2 separate regions of the Homo sapiens genome follow, and region 1 is linked to region 2. Evidence: chromatin loops called from intact Hi-C (ENCODE). Cell type or tissue: Caco-2. All regions are shown on one strand.

Evidence for each region. A loop is a pair of places that touch in the nucleus more often than their neighbours do. Peaks named below come from ENCODE experiments on the same cell type or tissue, not always from the same donor. Only the 100,000 strongest peaks of a DNase experiment are listed, where the experiment ranks them.
Region 1: it touches region 2 in a loop (2.4-fold over the local background); 1 of 110 quality-filtered maps calls a loop at or near these places.

The regions. Positions count from the first base shown.
Region 1 is chr20:17,441,015-17,445,014 of GRCh38, forward strand. All of the region lies in intron 8 of PCSK2 (proprotein convertase subtilisin/kexin type 2), which reads left to right. Among named protein-coding and RNA genes, the nearest start is that of BFSP1, 88 kb to the right of the region's middle. In Caco-2, a CTCF peak has its summit at 1,776; a DNase peak (open chromatin) is centred at 3,327.
Region 2 is chr20:17,608,964-17,612,963 of GRCh38, forward strand. DSTN (destrin, actin depolymerizing factor) reads left to right here. Exons shown (of 4, transcript NM_006870.4): 4 at 1-956. Among named protein-coding and RNA genes, the nearest start is that of DSTN, 41 kb to the left of the region's middle. RefSeq lists an enhancer at 2,779-3,502. In Caco-2, CTCF peaks have their summits at 2,599 and 2,805; DNase peaks (open chromatin) are centred at 1,778, 2,168, 2,578, 2,868 and 2 weaker places.

The sequences.
Region 1 (4,000 bases), 170 kb before region 2:
TGCGGTCACGGGGCTAGGCCACACTCACCCTGTTTGCTTCTCCCCGGTTTCGTGGCTCCGGCTCTCCAACTCACCCTTCCCCTTCCTTGAGGCTTATGCTTAGAGGTGTTTCCACTTGGACACCACCCCATTGGCACCCTTGCTTGTTACAATCTGTCAGCCTCTGCTCCAGCTGCCACCTGCCCTTGATGCTTTCAGGGAAATTTTGGCTCAAAATTAGGGGAAACACCCCAAGATGAGCCTCCAAAACCAAGAAGTGTGGTTCTGTTGGGAAGGTTTGGAACTTGCAGGGTCAGAGGCCAGTCAGATGGTTTCTAATAAAACCCCTTTCTTTCTCCTCTGAGGACATCAAAGGGTAGTTGTCTATATTCACAGTCTTCTTAGGCATCTGATGGAGTAATTTTTTCTGAGCTGTTGAATTCTTTCAAAGGTCTGAACAGAAATATAAGACTGTATGCCCCTGTATTAATCTGTTTTCATGCTGTTGGTAAAGACATACCTAAGGCTGGGCAATTTACAAAAGAAAGAGGTTTATTGGACTTACAGTTCCACATAGCTGGGGAGACCTCACAATCATGGTGGAAGGTGAAAGGCATGTCTTACCTGGTGGCAGACAAGAGAAGAGAGCTTCTGTAGGGAAACTCCCCTTTTTAAAACCATGAGATCTCATGAGATCTCATAAGACTTATTCACTATCAAGAGAACAGCATGGGGAAGACTCGCCCCCATGATTCAGTTACCTCCCACTGGGTCCTTCCCACAACATGTGGAAATTCAAGATGAGATTTGGGTGGGGGCACAGCCAAACGGCATCAGCACCTCTTCTGTTGTGGGTTCAATTGTGTCCCCAAATATTCATATGTTGGGGTCCTAATCCCCAATACCTCATAATGTGACCTTATTTGGAAATAGGGTCATTGCAGATATAATTAATTAAGATGATGTCATATTGGAGTAGGATGGGCCCCTAATCCAATATGATTGGTGTCCTTATTTAAAAGACAAAAAAAAAAAAAAAGAACAGGAACATCTGGGCACAGATAGGCATACAGGGAGAACAGCATGTGAAGATGAAGGCAGAGGGGCTGGGGATGCATCTACAAGCCCAGGAGAGCCAGAGATGGCCAACAGCCCACCGGGAGCTGGGAAAGGAATGGGATAGATTCCTTCTCCAGAACTTCTAGGAATGGAATTGAATCTATTATGTCTCCAGAACTTCTAGAGATGGATTCTATTCCTAGAAGTTCTGGAGACGGAAGTGTCAGCAGGGTTGGCTGACACTTCCGTCTCCAGGATTTCTAGGCAAGAAATTTCTGTTGTTTAAGCCACTCAGTTTGTGGTCCTTTGGTTGTTACTTTGGTCCTTTGGTTGTGGTCCTTCTGTAGCAGCCCTGGCAAACTAATGCACCTTCCAGTCTTAGAATGGATCATCAAAAAGGAGGTTTGGCAGTGCGGGAATGACCTGCTCACTGTTCAAGGTCACCTTGATGTCACCTGGCCCTCTGCTTTACAGCCAAGATGGTCAATAGTTGATCCAATTACGACTTTTTTCTTCTAGTTCAGGACCTTGAGAAGTCTCCCTCCCTCCCTTCTCTGATGTAGCTTCCTCGAAGGAATGAGCGTGTGAAAATGCTCACGATGCAGTCCTAGGAGAGAAACATGTTTCCAAGTTAGGGAGAGTGCTGTGCTGAAATGCTCCCAATAACGTCACACTGGGAGCTTGAAATTCAACATGGAAATTGACGAACACTAAAAATAAAGCCCTTTTACGCCCCCTTCAGGGAGCTGGTTGTTAAACATTGAATAGCACACCTCTCGTTAGAGGACTCTTCTGACTTCCCTTAAATTATAGCACTTACATACCTATGTGTTCTCCCTGCAAGTAACAGCCACCCTTGCCTTCATGAGTCTGGAAGTTCCCTTTGCGAAGTGGAAAAGCTGGAGGAAAAACACCTGAAACCCCAAGGTTTTGTTTCCCCAAAATGACAAGTTTCCCAACCAGAGTCCTAAGTTACCCCAAGACTGTGGAGGACAACTTTTCTAAGTCAAGGAAAGATCTCACACTTTAAGGAATTCACCACTTTTACATTAAATACAAGGATCCCAAAAACACAATTATGAGATGGGAAACAGAGTCCTCGAAGTGAACATCATGGTGACAGCAGCTAAATGTCCATTGCTACACTGTTCAGGAAATAGTGAAGACGCTTTATTACAAGGTTATGCCAGTCTGCTGTTGAAATTCAACCCATCTGAAACAGCAACAGGAGCCTGACATTTGAGTGACACAATGCGGTTTACAGAGAATGTCTGCCAACAGGATCGGGTGGCAGGAAAGTGACGTCCCTACCCTGTTTCAATGCCTGGTCTCCTTAAGAAGCATTTAGGATGAAATTTTTGATGCACAGACAGCCTGTTTCCTTATTGCATTATTCATTGTGTGACTGGAGAGAAATTGTTACACATCCAAGCCCCAGACCAGGTGACAGCAGGTGCCCAGGGGAACAGTTGGCAGATTCCCCCTTTCCTCAGCAGACATGGATTTTCACTGAGAGGCACTTTTTTTGACACCTGAGGCCAAAAGAGAGTCGGGAAGGTAGGAGATGTGTGCCCTCTGTCCAGACTGACAGTGCAGATGGTGGCAGCGCTCCACATCCCTGGGTGCCCCTGTCATTTTCCACGGACTTCTGCACTTCTCCACTGCCTCTCGAAGCAGGATATTTCTCTCTCCTCCATCTGTAGCCTCCCTGGCTGCAGGTGAAAAGGCCCTTTCAAGTGTGATTGTCCTGCAAAGCATGCCGAGCCCGCTGAAGCTTAAGAGAAAAATTGTTATGACTGATCTTCAGATGACAGCAAGTACATCTTTTAGAAAGTGGAGTGAGTATGATGAAAAATACATTATTTCACATTTGACTTTTCCCCAAGAAATGGGAATAAATTTCCCCAAGCAATGGGAATAAATTTCCCCAAGCAGTGGGAATAAATCTTTCCTTGTTTCAAGGTGACATTTTTTGGACAACATTGTAGCATTTTGGAAGTGAGGGTTCATTGTGCATTAGCGAAGGTTTTCTCCTAGTGACTTCCACTGCCTGGTCTACTCTAAGGAAAAATCCACTTCTGAAAGGCAATCTTCACACAAACAAAGGAGTCAGAGAATTACCTGTTACACAAGGCACTTCTTACGTTTGTCTTTCAATTTTATCATCCTGTACATATGTTTTGTTTGACCAACATGGTAATGATTAAAAGGAAGAGAACAAAGAGGAGATGGATAAGAGACTTTTATCGGGGCATGCACTGTTTGCCATAGATCCCACCATTCCCAGTTGTCTGATGGCTGCTTCACACAAACATCACCTACCTGACTCCTTAGGGATTTGAAGTTTGCACCTCCTACATTTGCTTAGTAAATACTTGAGAGAAGCAGTGAGGAGTGGGCAAGAAGGAAATCCTTTTTTTCTTTTGCTTAGTAGTCTATGTGTTGGGTTTACAGTTACAGCATTTTTCACGTTGTATATGGGAAGAGGGTGACAGTCAGAGGCCCCTGAATTACCAGAGGGTTCAATAATTGACTTCTGTCTTAGTTTTAGATCTCCTAGAAGCAGATCCTGAGGCAAGATTTGGGATCAAGTAGTTTATTGGGAAGGTGAAGAGAATACCAGTGATGAATGGGAGGTGTGGCAGGAAAGAGACAGGGCCAGTTAAGGGTATGTTATCCTGCCAGTCATCGCTGTCAGCAACTGGAGCTTAATGCCACTGGGAAACTTCAGAAAACCACACCAAAACTTGAGAACACACCCCAAAGGTATCCCACCCTGTGGGAAAGGAGCTGGAATAAAACCCATTGATGAGGTTTGTTCCCAAAACCTTGTAAATGCCCCAGTGCTTTCAGCCTGAGGACAGATGCACAGAGCAGCCTTTCAGCCTCTTGGGAGGAAGCCCTTAGACAAAAAGATGCATATGCTGACATTTGGAAACTCCCAGGCACAGGGAATTCTAAA
Region 2 (4,000 bases):
CAGGTTTGTGGTCTAGGAGTAATAGGCTCTACCATACAGCCTAGGTGTGTAGTAGGCTATGCCACTAGGTTTAAGTGCAGTCTAGGGTGGGGAACATTTTAATGTTGATCCACATGCCAGGTGTTTGTGAGACAAGATTATGCTTTAATCAAAATATTTTGGAATTGTCTAGAAAATAGTGCTGGCTGCTTGTCATTCATCCTGAATTGCTTGTTTCTTTACTTTGTAGCAATGCTTTTAGTGTGGGTTTTGTTTTTTGAGACAGGGTCTCACTCTTTCCCCCAGGCTAGAGTGCAGTGGTGCAATCATAACTCACTGCATCCTTGAACTCTTGGGCTCCAGCAAGCCTCCTGCCTTGGCCTCCTAAAGTGCTGTGATTACAGGTGTGAGCCACTGTGTCCTGCTAGTGATTGTGATTAACAGGCCTCCAGGGAAGTGCCATAAGCCCAAGACTGCCGTACTCAAAAGTCAGCCATGTAGGTAAAGCAAGATATTTGGTCAAGGAGTTTTAGAAGGAGATTTTTCCTGTGGTGTTGGCTTAAGTGTGGCACTGTTGTGCGTGTGTGAGGTGTCTTCTGTGGGAAGGATTTCAAACAGTACAAAGGGATGTGATGTAAGCATCCAGAACTCACTCCAGAAATTGAATAAAATGCTAGTAGTTAGTCTCTAGGGGAACTTTTGAGAAAGTCTCAGTGGATTCCTGAGGCCCAAGAATTGTGCTAACAAGCACTCAAGGCGATTCTGGTACATAATTAGGGTTCAGACCTCAGCTGATTGGTCTACTGTTGGTCAGGAACAAAACTGCAAGTATACTCTGTTTCCAGAAAATACGTTTACCTCTTCACAAATGCTAACACACTGCAAAAATATGTTTGTGGAAAGCTGACTTAGTCTCATCTAGCGGTTACTCTCTTGCCCTGACAAAGCAGCAAATAAAGCCATTGCTAACAATTCAATCAGAGCTTGACTGTGAAGTTATCTCAGATAATATTACTCTGCAAAAACAGTGGACACAGTGACTTGGATAATAGGTTTGGTTTGGTGGTTTCCTTTCTGCAGAGTACCGGCTGCCGCAGGCACAGCAAGTGCAACTTGTTTCTTGACTATAATTGCCCTTCGGACCACCAGAGACTGAATATGCCCAACACGCATCACTTCTTCGTGATTTGGGGCATTTCTGAAATTGAGAACGGGCTCTAGACTGGGTTCCAGCTGGACTGCAGCTGGAAGGGACAGTAATGGCATTATGGCTGGTGAGGGGAGTATTCCAGGAGCCAGGGTTTCAGTGGAAGGCAGGCTTGAGTACCGTTTTGTTACTGAGGGCTCTCTGGGTTCTGCACAGTCCCAAAAGGGCACTGGGGAAGGGACTTATGGAGCCTCTGGCCAGTACCCTCAGTAACCAGCCCAGAGGTGAATTAACTTGCCTAAGGTTAATCGACTCACAAGTGGCAGAACTGGGACAAAAACTCAGATCTCTTGGTTTCTGTTCCTGAGCTATTTCCACCACCTCAGGAGAATTCACTTCATTCCTCTTATTATAATTGGATCATCTTTCCACATTTCTAACATCTGAAATTCAAAGGTTAGACCTTGTTCAGTGCTGGGGTGAGATTTGAAAGGGCCAAGAAGGAAAGCATTTCTTTTGCACTCTGAGCTCTCATCAGACCCAGCCCTGAAGGAAGTGTAGTGATGGCATCTGTGGAGGGCGTGGAGTGGCTTCTAGAACAAAACCTCGCTTTCCCCGCACCTGTCCCTCAGGCCTCGCTGGCTTCCTGCCTTCACTGCACCGCTTCCGTAGGTGTGGCCTGCAGGCGCAGCATCGTGGTGCCTGTGTGTTCCAGAATATCACATGGAGACACCTGAGGAAGCTGGTCAGGGCGCAGCTGTCTGTGAGGGGCTTCAGGTCTTGTTGTGCTGTCTATGGGCCATGTTAACCTGGAACTTCACATCTACTCTGTGGGCTCTGATCCATCTTCACCCAGCGGCCCAAACCCAGGGTCTGGCTTTGTGAAGCTGGGCCAGGGAGGAGCAGTGGTTCCTCTGTCGGGCAGCAGCTGGGTGAGTCCTGCCTCCACGGTGAACTTCATTCCAAGAACAGCACAAGCCAGTCCTCTGGTGCTGCCTGAGCTCGGCTACAGCTGCAGGACAGGGCTGCGAATGGCCAGGCCAGTGACCTGTGCCACGCTGGGGAATGCTGTGGGGCTGGGGGGGTGCTGCTAGCCCCTTCCGCAGGAAGTTTGCGAGGGCTGCGCCTCAGCTGGCTTCCCTGGAGCCTGACATGGAACCTGGCCTGGGACAGTTGAGGAGGCCCGGCCCACCTGAGGCAGGGCCCAGCCGGTGGCCTGGCAGACTCAGGCTCCCTCTGCCCACCTGGGAGGTACCACTGCCGGGCCTGAGGACTGCTCTGGCCCTGCTGGGGCAGGCGGGGACAACAGATGATGGGCCCTTAGAACGAGCTGCAGGAGAAAAGCTCCCAAGTGGCATTTTCCTGAACTCCCAGGCCAGCCGCACAGGAGTCCTACACCCTGTGCTACCTGCCTTCGGCTTCCTCCCTTCTGCATGCACAGACCTGGGGCTCCCAGCAGGTGGCCTGAAGGAGCAGGCTTTTAGCCAGAGTCCAGGAGGAGGCCACTGCCCCTCACAACCCAGAGGCGGCAGCGTGGCACCCCAGCATCCCTTGTCTCTTTCCCCAAGGTCTCCCCTTTCCGCTGCTCAAAATGGGTACCCCTGCCCCATTCCTGTGCCTTCAGAGGGGATCAGCCCAGCATGGAGCGCTCAGTCTCGCAGTGTGGCAGGTCGAGGGGGCGATTCGGTGGCAGCCCTGGCACAGGTCTGTCCGTTCCCCACACTCACCGGGGCCCACACCACTGACCTGACCTACAGCCACCCACGTGCAGAGTTCTGCCTCCTGCAGGCGGCCTCCCTCACCCAGAACCTGTGCTCCCACTCAGCCCCCTGTACCAGATGCATGGGGCGCGGATGCAGGGGGCCCAGTGGCTGTTGCGGGGCGCTCAGCCCAGGGTGTTCTTCCCCAGGCTCCCCACATTGCAGAGCCCAGCCCTGCCCCACAAGCACTGACCTCCCAGGCTGCGGGGCCTAGCCACGTGTCAGAGAGATGGGTTTGAACCTGCCCAGCCTTTAGCCCGGGGAGGTACCTTCACTTCCATGGGGCAGGATGCACCTCACCGGGAGGACCGAGGGCTCGCTGAGCGCCAGGCACAGGGCGGGAAACGGGCAGCCATCAGGTGTCCTTGTGGGCACTTCCTGCTACTCAGTCTCCCAGCCAGAAGCCAGGATGTCAATGTCCCAAGACCGTGGGATCCCTTTCTGCTTCAGCCTCCTCTAGAGAATTCTAAAACAGGCAGGCTTGGCTCTCCCTGCTCAGAAACCTCAGTGGCTGTACTGCCTCCCCAGTCCAGGGCCCCCCAGTCTTGGTAACCTGGCTCCACAACAGGCCGTGCCTCACCCCGCCCTCCACGCCTCTACGCTGCTGCTGCCTGAGTGCCAGCCTCCCTCACCTCACACACATCTGCTCTTCCTGGGAGCTCAGCTTAAGCCCACTTCTCCAGGGGCCTTCCTAGGACTCCCAGCACCCAGAACAGCCATGACGCACAGTGCCACATACCATAGCTGGGTGGCCCACAGGCACTTCCTGAGAACTGACATAAGGTCTGGGCCGAGCAGTTTGAGGCTAAGCAGTTCAAGGCTGCAGGCAGAGGCCGTGTGGGGGGCTGAGGAAGGGAGGCACACAGACGCACACCGCGGGGCTTCCCTTGGTCTTGAGGTTGTGAAAACCATCCGAGTCACTGCCACCACCTGAAGGGGCCATGCACGACAGAGATCCCAGAGCAGGCCACCTGCCAAGCTCATAGGCCTGTGGAGACCCCGGTTCTTGCTGCCACTGTCCCTGACAGAACCCTTCTCACAATGTCGTCCTGGAGGACCTGCCATCCAAGAGCCCAGTTGTCCCCCAGCCAAGTTCGGCCAAGCAGACCCTCTC